Regions from separate parts of the Homo sapiens genome. Here region 2 is linked to region 1. A link is a contact called in ENCODE Hi-C or POLR2A ChIA-PET data. All regions are on one chromosome and are shown on one strand. The core of a region is the stretch at or near the end of the contact, and the rest is flanking DNA. Distances in the headings are between cores, read along the strand shown. Region 1 overlaps ABCC1 (ATP binding cassette subfamily C member 1 (ABCC1 blood group)). Region 2 overlaps MPV17L-BMERB1 (MPV17L-BMERB1 readthrough).

Region 1 (7,156 bases), core at 1,935-4,434:
CTACCCTGCGCCCATTGTGCATGTTTTGAAAAAGCAGTGCCAGGAAGGACTCTCTCTGGAATTACTGCGGAGTTACTTGAGTTAGCAAAGAATCCCCTTCCTCCCCCAAGAGCTGTAAGCCAAGTCTCTGTAGAGCTGACTCCATGCCTGTTTGTCTGCCTGTGTGTCTTGGCGCAGGTGGCTGGCCGTGCGGCTGGAGTGTGTGGGCAACTGCATCGTTCTGTTTGCTGCCCTGTTTGCGGTGATCTCCAGGCACAGCCTCAGTGCTGGCTTGGTGGGCCTCTCAGTGTCTTACTCATTGCAGGTAAGAGGGGATGCTCTTGGCTGGATTATTAAAGTCTGTTAATGGGGGAGCCAGTTGTCCTTGGCTTTGGATTCCAGCTCCAACAGGAATGGGGGAGAGGAACTTGAGAGGTACGGAGTTTGAGGAGCAGGTACAGTGCCACAGTGCCTGGTGACCAACTAGAGCAGGAGACGGATTTGACATGTGGCCAGGATTTTCCCCATCAGTCACACAGATTCCTTAGTGGCCCAAGAGGATACTTCCAGGTACGAGGGGAATGCTTTTAAAGCTATGAATTTCCCTCTAAGAACTGCTTTAGCTGCATCTCACAAATGATGATACATTGTGTTTTCATATTGTCACCTGGCTAAAAATATTTTCCAGTTTCTTATTATGTGGCCCATGAGTTATTTTGGAAATGTGTGTGCTTAGGAGATGGCAATGTGGCAGGCCTGGGTGATGGCTATACCTGGGGTTGCTAATTTCGGTACCTTTCTTACCTGAATGTTTCATAACTCATAACCTTTTATTTTTATTTATTTATTTTTTTTGGAGACGGAATCTCACTCTGTCACCCAGGCTGGAATGCAGTGGTGGGATCTCGGCTCACTGCAACCTCTGCCTCCTGGGTTCAAGTGATTCTTCTGCCTCAGCCTCCCAAATAGCTGGGTTTACAGGTGTGCGTCACCATGCCTGGCTAATTTTTATATTTTTAGTAGTGACTGATGGGGTTTCGCCACATCGGCCAGGCTGGTCTCAAACCCCTGACCTCAGGTGATCTGACCGCCTCAGCCTCCCATAATTCATACTTGTTGAAAATAATTTGTTTCCTATTATCTCAGTGGAAAAAAAGAAAAAGGAAAGTCAAGTACGCCCGCTTACTCTAGAAATGCCACGTGACTCTTCCACTCACAGGTCACCACGTACTTGAACTGGCTGGTTCGGATGTCATCTGAAATGGAAACCAACATCGTGGCCGTGGAGAGGCTCAAGGAGTATTCAGAGACTGAGAAGGAGGTAGGCAAGGGCCCCTGGCTGGACCTCTTGGTCTTTGGTGTAGCTTTACCCCAAGGAGATCTCTGGACCCTATCCTGTGCACCTCTGCCTCTGAGCTGGATACCTCACCAGGTAGAAGTGCATCTTAACGCTTGTCCAGTCTTTTTGCAGCACTTATTTAGAGCCCGGTTTTAGGGTGAAAATAGTTTACCGGCTTTACCCAAGATCTGGGGTATCCATATACGAGACTGTGGGATGCTGTCAGGGCATTCAGAAGGTATTCACATTGTGAAGAAGTTTCCCCCTCTATTTCTCTTTCATAACTTCTGATGGTATCACAGAGAAAGTCTTAGTCTGGGGCTAGCAGGTCTTTAACACCTTAGCAATTGAGATGATCTCCCTTCAACAGACAGATAAACAGCAGCCCTCACACTTGGAGTCTTCAACAGGACGGATTCTGTCTATCAGAAATAACCTTCTGTTATTTGTTATGAATTTGGTTTTTTTGTGTGTGTGATGGAGTCTCACTGTCACCCAGGCTGGAGTGCAGTGGCACAATCTCGGCTCACTGCAACCTCCTCCTCCCAGGTTCAAGTAATTCTCCTGCCTCAGCCTCCCAAATAGTTGGGATTACAGGTGCCTGTCATCATGCCTGGCTAATTTTTGTATTTTTAGTAGAGATGGGGGTTTCACTAAGTTGGCCAGTCTGGTCTCAAACTCTTGACCTCAGGTGATCCGCCTGCCTCAGCCTCCCAAAGTGCTGGGATTACAGGCGTGAGCCACTGCGCCTGGCCTGTTATGTATTTGTATAGGGGACTCCTGTTACGGAAAATAATACTACTTTTCCTTTTGTGATTGTAATAAATTTTCCTCTTAAGTAAGTTGAGAAATTAAGTCTAAGTGACTTGATTAAGCATATTAAAACAACAAGAGAATGAGTACATGCATACTACACGAATGATGTAGCTGGGAACTGACCAAAGTTTGGGAAACCCTGCCGTTATTGAACCCCAGTCCCCTTTTTATAGATGGAGAAAAAGGGAACCTGGGGAGGGACAACAGCTGATCCAAGGTCCCACGTGGCTTGGTAGAACAGCTGGGACTAGGACCCGTGCCTCCAGTCTTTGATGTTGCGTTGCCCTTAATAACTGCCTTCTTAGGCCCTGAACAGCAGCACAAGTAGGAACAGCAGTGATAATAGATAATCACAATAATGCCTGGCGACACCCCCACCCTACATTAATGATAACAGGGACACACATAGTGCCTTGTAGAATGTCAGGCCCAGACTTAAACGTTTAATATAGAGTAATGCACTCAGTCTTTACCCCGCTCTATGACTGATTTTTGAGACACGGTCTCACTCTTGCCCGGGTTGGAGTGTAGTGCGATCTCATTCGCTGCCTCCCAGGCTCAAGTGATTCTCCTACCTCTGCCTCCTGAGTGTCTGGGACCACGGGCATATGCCATCACACCGGACTGATTTTTGTATTTTTAGTAGAGACGGGATTTTGCCCAGACTCATCTTGATCTCCTGAGCTCTAGTGATCTGCCTGCCTTGGCCTCCCAAAGTGCTGGGATTACAAGCGGGAGCCACCATGCCCAGCCCAGCCCTATAATTTAGATGCTACTATTACCCCCATTTTACAGGTGAGGAAACTGAGACAAAAAGCTGAAGTTACTTGCCCAAGATCACATGGCTGGTAAATGGCAGACCTAGGCGTTGAGCCTGTGCCTCCTCAGAGACCCTATCCAGTGCCATGGGAGTCATGCTACCCGGCCTCCTGAGGAGAGATGCCCCTTGGGAGTGAGACCAAGGCCTCTGTAAGGTCTGTCCTCCTGAGGAATTCACAGAGGTGACCTCGGCCCACTCCTTTAACATTCTGACTGGGTGAACCAGGTCCCATGTCACGGGTGAGCATTGTAAGAATGGCGTGAGTGCCCCCGTGAGGAACCAAGGGTGTATTACACCGGCGGCTTCCAACTTGACACTGAATTTAATTCACTTACAAGGTATTTCATTAGGTTTTTTTTTTTTTTTTTTTTAGATGGAATTTGGCTTTTTTTTTGCCCAGGCTGGAATGCAGTGGCACGATCTCAGCTCACTGCAACCTCCACCTCCTGGGTTCAAGTGATTCTCCTGCCTCAGCCTCCCAATTAGCTGGGATTACAAGTACCCACCACCCCGCCCAGCTAACTTATTTCATTAGTTTTTATAATAGCCTCATTGACATGTGAATTTCACATGCCATGGAATTCACCCAGTTAAAGCGTTCAGTTAGATTGAATTCAGTTTTTTTTTTGTTTGTTTGAGACTTAAGTCTCGCTCCAGCCTGGAGTGCAGTGGCATGATCTCAGCTCACTGCAACCTCCTTCTCCTGGGTTCAAGCGATTCCCAGCCTCCTGAGTAGCTGGGATTACAGGCGATTTTTGTATTTTTAGTAGAGAAGGGATTTCACCATGTTGGCCCGGCTGGTCTCGAACTCCTGACCTCGTGATCCACCCGCCTCAGCCTCCCAAAGTGCTGGGATCACAGGTGTGAGCCACCACACCCGGCCTGAGTTCAGTTTTTAAAAGCATTTTACTTTTGACTGACTTTTATATTTTTAGAAGGATCGTGTTTGACAAACCCAAGAGAAAGTAATTGTCCTCATTAGTCCTACCACTATTCTGTATTTGCATGTATTTTTATATATAGATAGAAAGTTCCACATACTTCTCTCCATTCCGCTCACTGTGTTGTTATAGCATCTCCCCTTCAATTATGTACATAAATTATAAAATAGAGATACACTTGTTGTTTTAAAAAAGAAAAAATCAATACAGGGCTGGACACAGTGGCCCACGCCTGCAATCCCAGCACTTTGAGAGGCCAAGGTGGGTGGATCACTTGAAGCCAGGAGTTCGAGACCAGCCTGGCCAACGGTGAATCCCGTCTCTACTAAAAATACAAAAATTAGTTGGCATGGTGGCAGGTGCCTATAATTCCAGCTACTTGGGAGGCTGAGGTGGGAGGATCGCTGGAACCCGGGAGGTGGAGGTTGCAGTGAGCTGAAGAAACATCACTGCACTCCAGCCTGGGTGACAGAGTGAGACTCTGTCTCGAAAAACAAAAAAACAAAGAAGTTTATGGTGGAGAAAGACAGTTTGTTCCTGTTCGCCCCGTTCCTCTCCTCTCCAGAGAGAGGCCCCATTAGCATTCGGGTGAATTTCCCCCAAAACTTTCCCGTGTGGATTCCCACATACCCCAACACTTTTGTTTGCTTGTTTCTTTTTCTTTTAACGTAAGTGGAATCTACCTGTTATCCTGTGAAACCTTTTCTTTAACCATGAGGCACCTTTGCATCTGTGTATAGTAACAGTCACTGCCTCTAAGGGCTGCTGTGAGGCTCAGATGAGATCATGGGTCTCAAGTGCTGAGCAGAGCAACTTGCCTTAGTTGCATTGTAAGCGCTCAATAATAACATTTATTTTTTGGCCAGGCGCGGTGGCTCACGCCTGTAATCCCAGCACTTTGGGAGGCCAAGGCAGATGGATCACTTGAGCCCAGGAGTTTGAGACGATCCTGGGCAACATGGTGAGACATCGTCTCTACAAAATAAAAAATAATACTTTTTGTTGTTGGCGGTGGTGGTGGGGTTTTTTTTTGTTTTTTTTTTTTTGAGACAGAGGAGTCTTGCTGTGTCACCCAGACTGGAGTGTAGTGGTTTTATCTTGGCTCACTGCAACCTCTGCCTCCCAGATTCTAGTGATCGTCGTGTCTCAACCTCCCAAGTAGCTGAGATTACAGGCTCCCACCATCAGGCCCAGCTAATTTTTGTATTTTTAGTAGAGCCAGGGTTTCACCATGTTGGTCAGGCTGGTCTCAAACTCCTGACCTCAAGTGTTCTGCCCACCTCGGCCTCCCTAAGTGCTGGGATTACAGGTGTGAGCCACTGCGCCGGCAACGCTGTGATTTTATAGCACGTCCACAAAAGGGCTGCATGTCTTGCCTAAAAGTTGCCCGGCGTTTTCTTGTTATGTGCCGTCTGCAGTGCCCCTGAGCTTGGCCATGTGCTCTGCAGCCTGGTTCAGCACCTGTGTGTGCCCTGGACGGGGAGGTGCATTCCCCGAGGCTAAAACCAGTGAACCTGGCCCAGGCCATATCCAGCTGTGGGCCTCAGGAAATGCTGAACTGAACTACTTTTCAAAAGGAGGGTTGTGTGTCCCTGGGCAAGTTACCGCCCCTCTCTGTGTCTCAGTCTCCTTGTGTGTAAACTGGGGATAATGAAAGGACCCTCCCACATGGGGTTGCTGTGAGGATTGGATGAGACACTGCGATACAGATGCTGCTTTTATCCTTGCCTTCCTGCCGGGGTGGGCAGCCAGGGTAACTCACTTTTATTGTCGTGTCTGTCCAGAGAAGACCACTCATTTCATTGACTCCATTTATAAATATTTATTTAAATTTTTTTTTATCAAAAAGTAAGTTTTATTGGCATCTAAAAACAAAATTCACCCAACACTGAAACATACTTCAATATTTATGTTATTGTTTTCTTGTTTCTTTTTTACTCACTGCAGTGTGAGGAACAAATCACATTTACTTTGGAGAAACAGAGACCATAGTGTAGATTTTACAAAATCACTTTTTAAACTCTCTGTATTGCGCTCCTCAAATACCTAGAGCCAGTCTGTGCATAACATGGCACACTGTTGTCTAAACCGTAAAATTTTGCATCAGCCTAAAGATATGGATAAGATATACCTCCACTTGCTCTTTTGAAATACATCTATTACCTTATCCAGCCTAATGATAGTTACCTAAAAAATTCTTTGTTCCGTAGGAAGTCTCTGACAAGCTGTTATTCATTTCCTTGACGTTAAAAGAATCTGGGGGCAACATTTATATTTTATCAGAAAAACTTTTTAAAAGTTTACCTATCATGTTCATATTGAGAACAATGTCTGTGGCGGGCATGGTGGCTCACGCCTGTAATCCCAGCACTTTGGGAGGTAGAGGTGGGTGGATCATGAGGTCAGGAGTTAGAGACCAGCCTGGCCAACATGGTGAAACCACATCTCTACTAAAAATACAAAAATTAGCTGGGTGTGGTGGCGGGTGTCTGTAATCCCAGCTACTCAGGAGGCTGAGGCAGGAGAGTCGCTTGAACCTGGGAGGCAGGGGTTGCAGTGAGCTGAGATCATGCCATTGCACTCCAGCCTGGGCGACAGAGTGAGACTCCATCTCAAAAAAAAAAGAACAATGTCTATACAAATCAGTTGTACAATTATTTTAAAAGAATGGTGAGCATGAACGTCACGTTAATTCTGGCAGACAAAAATGAACAACTATGGTCCATTGAGCCATTATCTGTTACACAGAGATGACAGCTTTACAGAAGGTATCTCTGACCTACTGAGGGATGATCATGTCCTCTCAGTTTCTGTGCCTTCTACCACTAGTTCACTTTCTATATCAGCAGCTGTGTCACTCTTCTTGTTTATGTTCATAAATGTGTGTTGAACACCTACTATGTGCTCTGAGCCCTGGGATACAGCAGTGAACAATTAGAGCCTGTCCTCATTGAGTGGATGGTGCAGTGGGTGTGGGAGACAGAATACACTCAAGCATGCGAGCCCCAAGAGGGCTGGGGACAGGCAGTGCCCTGAAGGAGAAGGCAGTGCGGGAGGGGACAGAGGGACACAGGGCTGAGAGGGTGCTCTGTATCGACCAGAGATCCACAGGATGCAAGGGGGTCATTTGGGGAATAACATTCCAGGAAGGGCAACCCCCCAGTGCTGAGGCCTGGGAGGCCACCTTGGGCAGCAGAGTGAGTGAGAGGGGAGGTCAGGGGAGTCACAGCTTTACCAGATGGACTGGAAATTCCTTACTCT
Region 2 (7,156 bases), core at 2,507-5,006, 540 kb before region 1:
GGCACAGGTCCCCTCCCGTCTGTCCTCTCCCAGCAACTGTGCCCTGGAGGGCTCCACATGGCCCCCGTGTCTCTCGGGCACCACCCATATAGCAGTCCCAGAGGGCCCATCTGTAAAGATCGAGCTTGTGTGTGGTGTCGTGGTCACATCTCCCGCTTCCCCCCATCCTGTGTCTGGGCACAGTTCACATCAGGACAGCGTCCATTGTGCTCTCAGTCTGCCTCAGGTGTGTGCCTGGAGGGGGCCTGGACTGGCATGGATCCAGTGTGCAGAAGAGCCAGCAGGGAACCGGAAGCTCTGATGTCAAGGCCAGAGCAGTTGAGAATGGGACCCAGAGTAGATGCTGACCTGGGCACTCCACCATTCCGGGGCCACCACAGAGATGCCAGCAGGATGCCACTTTGCCAGCCCGACACACGGACCTTTGTAAAGAACAGCAACAGGCAGGAGAGGCAGCGTGTGACCAGATTGTGTCCCGTCATTGGGTGGCATATGTTAACTAGCTGCCAAACAACTTCAACCCGTGTAATTCATGTACATTTGCAACAGCCAGCCCGGTACAGCCTGTGTGACTTCTCTGTATGTGTGTGTGTGTCGTGACCAGCCTAAGTAGTTAGCATAACTCAAGATGCTGATGTGCAGTCACCCATCAGAGAAAATAAAAATGGAAACCACGTTCACAGCATTTTAAAAGTTTTTACTTTTTTTCTTGATTATGGAAGTAATCCATGTACATAGTAAATCATTTTAAAAGTACAAAAAGTATGAAGAAGTTTGTCTTAAAAAAAAAAAAAATTATTCCTCCAACTAGAGACCACTCTGATGTTTCGACGTTTTAAAAAAGTCTTTTTTTGTGCATTTTTTCATCGTTGACATCATATTGTGGTATCATTTATAACCAGTTTTTTCCTACTTATTATACCACCATCTTCCACATCATTAAAAGCTCTTTGTAAACATTAAACACTCTTCATAAATCATGCCAATGTCTGTTTAGTAATCCATCTTGTGGATGTACTGTAATTCATCTAATCATTTCCTCACTATTGGATGTGTAGACTGGTTCTAGGTTTTCTTATAAATAGTGTCTTGGATTAGCCAGGCATGGTAATGGGTGCCTGTAATCCCAGCTACTTGGGAGGCTAAGGCAGGAGAATCACTTGAACCCAGGAGGCAGACGTTGCGGTGAGCCGAGATCGTGCCATTGCACTCCAGCCTGGGTGACAGAGCAAGACTCCATCTCAAAAAAAAACAAAAAAAGTGTCTTGGGCCAGGCGCTGAGGCGGGAGGATTGCTTGAGTCCAGGAGTTCGAGACCAGCCTGGGCAACATGGCAAAACCCTGTCTCTACTAAAAATACAAATAGCTGGGCATATGCGGTGGCGCGGGCCTGTGATCCCAGCTACTTGGGAGGTGGGAGGATTGCTGGAGCCTGGGAGGTTCCAGCTGCAGTGAGCCATGATCACACCACTGTATTCCAGCCTGGGCAACAGAGCAAGATCGCACCCCCTGGAAAAAAAAAATAGTGTCTTGATAAACATCTAGGGGGATAAGGTTTCATCTGAATTTTTTATTTTTTCCTTAAGATAAACTCCTAGAAGTAAAATTATTGGGCCATTCATAAGTAGCATTTTCAAAATATTTGTAAATTGGCTGGGTGCGGTGGCTCGCATCTGTAATCCCAGCACGTCGGGAGGCAGAGGCAGGCTGATCACTTGAGGCCAGGAGTTCGCGACCAGCCTGGCCAATACAGAGAAACCCCATCTCTACCAAAAAATACAAAAATTAGCTGGGTGTGGTGACTTGTGCCTGTAATCCCAGCTACTCAAGAAGCTGAGGCAGGAGAATCTCTTGAACATGGGAAGCAGAGGTTACACTGAGCTGAGATTGCGCCACTGCACTCCAGCCTGGGTGACACAGCGAGACTTCGTCTCGAAAAAAAAAAAAAAATTTGTAGATCAAAAGGTCTTTGGTTGGACAGGCCCTCCCAGCAGGCTGCTAGACCCCAGTCCTCCCACTCTGCGTGTTCGCGGCTTTGGTCTGCACACCACTTCCCACCATTCTGATGCTGAAAAGGGTCCCTTGGGCTACTCAGTGCCACCACAATGGCCTCAGAGGACCCCGTGTCCTCCTTCACCAACCTAGACCAATCATGAAGCCAGACTCTTCGTGTACTGGGGATGCCATAATGAATGACCTTCTACTGGGTGACTTAAAACAGTGGAACCGTCTCCTTTCACAGTCCTAAAGGCCAGAAGCCTGAAATCAACCTGTCTGCGGTGCTCTGCTCCCTCTGTGGGGAAGAATCTTCTTTTGCCTCTTGCAGCTCCTGGTGGCTCCTGGCACCTTGGCAGTTCCCTGGCTGCACCACTCCAGTCTTCACCTCTGTCTCCACGTGGCCGCCTCCGCTGTATATGTGCCTCTGTGCACCCTCTCATCTTAAAAAGACACCAGTCATTGGAGTGAGGGCCACCCGAATGCAGTATGATCTCATTTGGACCCTTTCCTTAATTACTTCTGCAAAAACCCTCTTTCCAACCAAGGTCACATTCTGAGGCTCCACGTAGACATGCATTTGGGGAGGACCCAATTCCACCCACCACAGACCCCTCCCGCTCCAACGTGCAGTGAAAACTCAGGCTGCAAAGGGCCCACCGCCCTCTTTTCCCCATAAAAAATGTGGGTCAAGGCTGGGCACTGTGGATCATGCCTGTAATCCCAGCACTTTGGGAGGCCGAGGTGGGAGGCTCACTTGAGGTCAGGAGCTCATGACCAACTTGGCTAACATGGTGAAACCCCATGTCTACTAAAAATACAAAAATTAGCAAGTGTGGTGGCACATGCTTGTAATCCCAGCTACTCGGGAGGCTAAGGCAGGAGAATCGGTTGAAACCAGGAGGCGGAGGTTGCAAAGAGCCGAGATCGCACCATTGCACTCCAGCCTGGGCAACAGAGTGAGACTCCATCTCGGAAAAAAAAAAGGGGGGGCTTGGGGGGTCCGGGCGTGGTGGCTCAAGCCTGTAATCCCAGCACTTTGGGAGGCCGAGGCGGGCGGATCACGAGTTCAGGAGATCGAGACCATCCTGGCTAACACGGTGAAACCCCATCTCTACTACAAATACAAAAAATTAGCCGGGCGTGGTGGTGGACGCCTGTAGTCCCAGCTACTCAGGAGGCTGAGGCAGGAAAATGGCGTGAACCCGGGAGGCGGAGCTTGCAGTGAGCAGAGCTTGCGGTGAGCAGAGATTGTGCCACTGCACTCCAGCCTGGGCGACAGAGCGAGACTCCATCTCAAAAAAAAAGGGGAGAGGGGAGTGGGGGGGTCAGCGAGGTCTGACCTCAGGCCAGTTATACAGCAGTCACTCACAGATCCAACGAACCAGAGGAGATCAAACCCTCATCAAAATCCTGCCTCTGGTACTTCCGCTAAGCTCTGGGTACACCTACTGTATGTTCCTGTAATTCCTACTGATTTTTTTAAAAAAAGAAAACATTAAAAAATCCAATTTATTTAAGCTGTCACAGACGCTTCCAGATTACCAGGGCCACCTTCCAAGCTGGGAAACCTTGCAGACTGTGGGGTCCTGCACACCTAGACTTGCTCCTTTTAGAAGCCATGGAGGAGGTTGATAATGGGAATAACATTTATTGTAGCTTATCTCTATGCCTTGAGCAATGTGCTCACACTGGCTGGTTCCCTCCTCACATCAGCCTGATGAGTCAGATCCTGTTATTACTTCTCACTTTACAGATGAGGAAGTAGCAGTAAATCCATTACCCTTTTCAAGCGGAGGTTGCAAGAGGTTGCAAGCGGAGGCAGAATAAACACTTGAAACAGTGAGTCAGATCCTGTTATCACTTCTCACTTTACAGATGAGGAAGTGGCAGTAAATCCACTGCCCACGGTCCCAGGGGTTGTTAGTGACAGAGTCATCATTCATCTCCCTCCCTCCCCACCACTGTAGCCCCAATTGTTCTTTCTCTTCCCATCGGAGGGATTTAAACAGGTCTCTCCCATTTAAAAGCAAACAGGGCTGGACACGGTGGCTCACGCCTGTAATCCCAGCACTTTGGGAGGCCGAGGCGGGCAAATCACGAGATCAGGAGATTGAGACCATCCTGGCTAACATGGTGAAAACCCATCTGTACTAAAAATACAAAAAAATTACCTGGGCATGGTGGTGGGCGCCTGTGGTCCCAGCTACTTGGGAGGCTGAGGCAGGAGAATCGCTTGAACCTGGGAGGCAGAGGTTGCAGTGAGCCGAGATTGCGCCACTGCACTCCAGTCTGGAGACACAGCAAGACTTTGTCTCAAAACACACACACACACACACACACACACACACACACAACACAACACAACAACAACAACAACAAAAAAAGTGTCCTCTTCCTTTTAGAGAATTTAAAAAACAGGGTGAAACCCCATGTCTACTAAAAATACAAAAATTAGCAAGTGTGGTGGCACATGCTTGTAATCCCAGCTACCCGGAAGGCTAAGGCAGGAGAATCGGTTGAAACCAGGAGGCGGAGGTTGCAAAGAGCCGAGATCGCACCATTGCACTCCAGCCTGGGCAACAGAGTGAGACTCCATCTCGGAAAAAAAAAGTGGGGGCTTGGGGGTTCCGGGCATGGTTGACTGTGTGACTATATTATATCTATACATAATATATAGATATATATCTATATATAATATATAGATATCTATATATTATATATAGATATATATCTCTATTATATATAATAGATATATCTATTTATATATAGATATTATAGAGACATCTATATCTATATCTATATATAATATCTATATTATATTACGCCTGTAATCCCCGCACTTTGGGAGGCCGAGGCAAGTGAACCACTTGAGGCCAGGAGTTTGAGACGAGCCAGAGCAACATGGCAAAACCCCGTCTCAAAAAAAATTAGCCAGGTGTGGTGGCAGCATCTGTAATCCCAGCTGTTCGGAGGCTGAGGCATGAGAATCGCTTGAACCCGGTAGGAGGTTGCAGTGAGCCGAGATCGTGCCACTGCACCCCAGTCTGGGCGATAGAGTGAGACTCTGTCTCAAAAAAAAAAAAAATGTATTTCCTGATTCTTGCCACACCTGCCCTTGATGCATCAGACTCTGGCTGCTGAAATACCAAGGGCGGCGACCCTGCAGCCCCAGTGTGGATTTGTCTGCACTTGCTGATACCAGAAACTGCAGTGGGGGCAGGTGGGTGGTAGGAGCGGGGGTTCCCTCATGCCCAGGCCCTGCACCTGGGAAGCCTTTGGAGGCCATCACATGAGCTGCCTGAGGCGGATGGAAGAGACGGTGCCAAGCAGGCCCAATATGTTCCCTGCTGGCCCTGGTACTGCTCCCCTGCGGATGCTCCTGGTTGGTTCACCACCTCGTGCGGAGTGAGGAGCTGAGCAGCCCAGCCACTGAGCAGGATTTCCCTCTAAGAACGGCCCCTTCCACCCTGCAATGCCTTCTTCCTCTGCACCTCAGCTCCCCCACTTCCAAGGCGTTCCTTCCCGGAACGTGTGTATTCTTCTCTTCATCTTGCTAAGGAAAGTTCTGGCTCTTGGTGCTCTGGCTTGGCACCTTCTAAGCTCTCTAGCCCTTTTCCCCCCGCCCCCCCCCCCCCCAAAAAAAAGCGTTCTCAGCCAGGCGTGGTGGCTCATGCCTGTAATTCCAGCACTTTGGGAGGCTGAGCCCAGAGGATCACTTGAGCTCAGGAGTTCAAAACTAGCCTGGCCAACATGGTGAAACCTCATCTCTACTAAAAATACAAAAATTTGCCAGTGTGATGGTGCACATATGTAATCCCAGCTACTCGGGAGGCTGAGACAGGACAATCGCTTGAACCTGGGAGGTGGAGGTTGCAGTGAGCTGAGATTATGCCACTGCACTCCAGCCTGGGTGACAGAGTGAGACTGTCTCAAAAAACCAAAAAACAAAACAAAAAACCACTCAGGCTTAGCCATTTCTCTGGGGTCTTCATTTCCTTATGAAGACTCTCGCAAAACTGGTATGAAGTAAAATTTGTTTGCTTTTTTCCTATTAATGTCTTTGTCAGTTTAAGGCCCAGCCAGGGACACTAGGAGAATTGAGGAAGTTTTGCCGCCCACCGCCCCCCCCCCCAGCAATGGGGACAGCAGGTGGGTGGAGGCCGCTGAGGGCTTCTGCGCCATGACTCACCCTCTGCCCATGGAAGCAGCTAGAAAGTGAAGGTGAATCCCAAAGCGCAACGCTCCTTCTGGCAAAGGGAACAGAGAGGGAACAGATCTTCTTCAATCAGCGCAGCCCCCTCTGCTACGGACAGGTCTGCTCTCCCCCAGACAGCTGTCTTCTAGGCCCCCACCTCTGAATCACCTTCCTAGGTGGGAAACAAACAAAGATAAATGCAAAGCCACCGTTCCAGCCCCAGTCCACACCTAACAAGACCTCCTGACGCCGCTCAAAAGGGGCACGATGGCTACTCAACTTTTTCTGCACAAATTTGCCATCGTGAAATGTTTGGAAAGGTCTTTAGCAGCTTTTAACATTGCTGAACTTGAAAAAAATGTCATCAAGAAGCAATTTACTCAAGTCTCTTCTGGGTCCTTTTAAATTCTTGCCAGAGGGTGCTGGTGGCAGGGGTGACGGGGTAATGGCGGTCTCAGGGGATGGGAGGGCTTCACAACTGTATCTGTGGAATAACTCTTTTCCAAATTGGCTTATTCAAAAAGCATGCTTAGCAGTGACCAAAAACGAGACAGCGGGCACGCTGGATTTCTTTCACAAGAAGAGAGAGCCTAGGAATTAATAGAGTTTTCTAACTGGAAGGTTTTTGTGGTTACTGTATTTTCCCACATGTAATTATAAGCTGGAACAAAGGCTGGAAAACTTGGAGGATCCTGACGACGAAGGGCCCACCATCCAGCCACCTGCTTCGGCGTGTGCTGAGTTTAAAAGGCCTCTAAGATGTAGACGGATTTACTCTCCACCTCACAATTCTATTTCCAGAAGGGGAGAGAAGTTGAGGAGACCCAAAATGAAAGATGGCAGAACTGTATTGGTTTGTAATTCCTCCCCACAGACAGACAGACAGACAAAACCACTCACTTGGGAAACTCAAAATAGATGCTCGCTTGTAAAGTTTATTGACAACTGTTTGGTCCCAACACAC

The links. Hi-C counts contacts between places; a loop is a spot of excess contacts on that map. ChIA-PET counts read pairs that join two places held with the same protein, here RNA polymerase II (POLR2A). Pooled maps may share reads with other maps.
Region 2: a pooled map shows a loop between it and region 1 (3-fold over the local background). The contact joins two enhancer-like sites. A Hi-C loop is called at or near these places in 1 of 168 maps with a recorded cell type or tissue (endothelial cell of umbilical vein) and 1 of 50 pooled maps. POLR2A ChIA-PET finds 5 or more read pairs at or near these places in 2 of 52 experiments (BJ and GM12878).

Annotation. Positions count from the first base shown.
Region 1 is chr16:16,124,612-16,131,767 of GRCh38, forward strand. It overlaps ABCC1 (ATP binding cassette subfamily C member 1 (ABCC1 blood group)), which reads left to right. Exons shown (of 31, transcript NM_004996.4): 25 at 178-304; 26 at 1,199-1,300. Among named protein-coding and RNA genes, the nearest start is that of ABCC6, 95 kb to the right of the region's middle. Within about 2 kb of position 3,185, at least 6 of the 41 ENCODE cell types and tissues checked have a DNase peak (open chromatin) inside an H3K27ac peak, as active enhancers do.
Region 2 is chr16:15,587,280-15,594,435 of GRCh38, forward strand. MPV17L-BMERB1 (MPV17L-BMERB1 readthrough) reads left to right here. Exons shown (of 6, transcript NM_001414674.1): 6 at 1-980. It overlaps BMERB1 (bMERB domain containing 1), which reads left to right. Exons shown (of 6, transcript NM_033201.3): 6 at 1-980. MARF1 (meiosis regulator and mRNA stability factor 1) reads right to left here. Exons shown (of 27, transcript NM_014647.4): 27 at 7,108-7,156. Among named protein-coding and RNA genes, the nearest start is that of MIR6506, 20 kb to the right of the region's middle. RefSeq lists enhancers at 1-306, 3,247-4,446, 3,793-4,087. Within about 2 kb of position 3,757, at least 33 of the 41 ENCODE cell types and tissues checked have a DNase peak (open chromatin) inside an H3K27ac peak, as active enhancers do.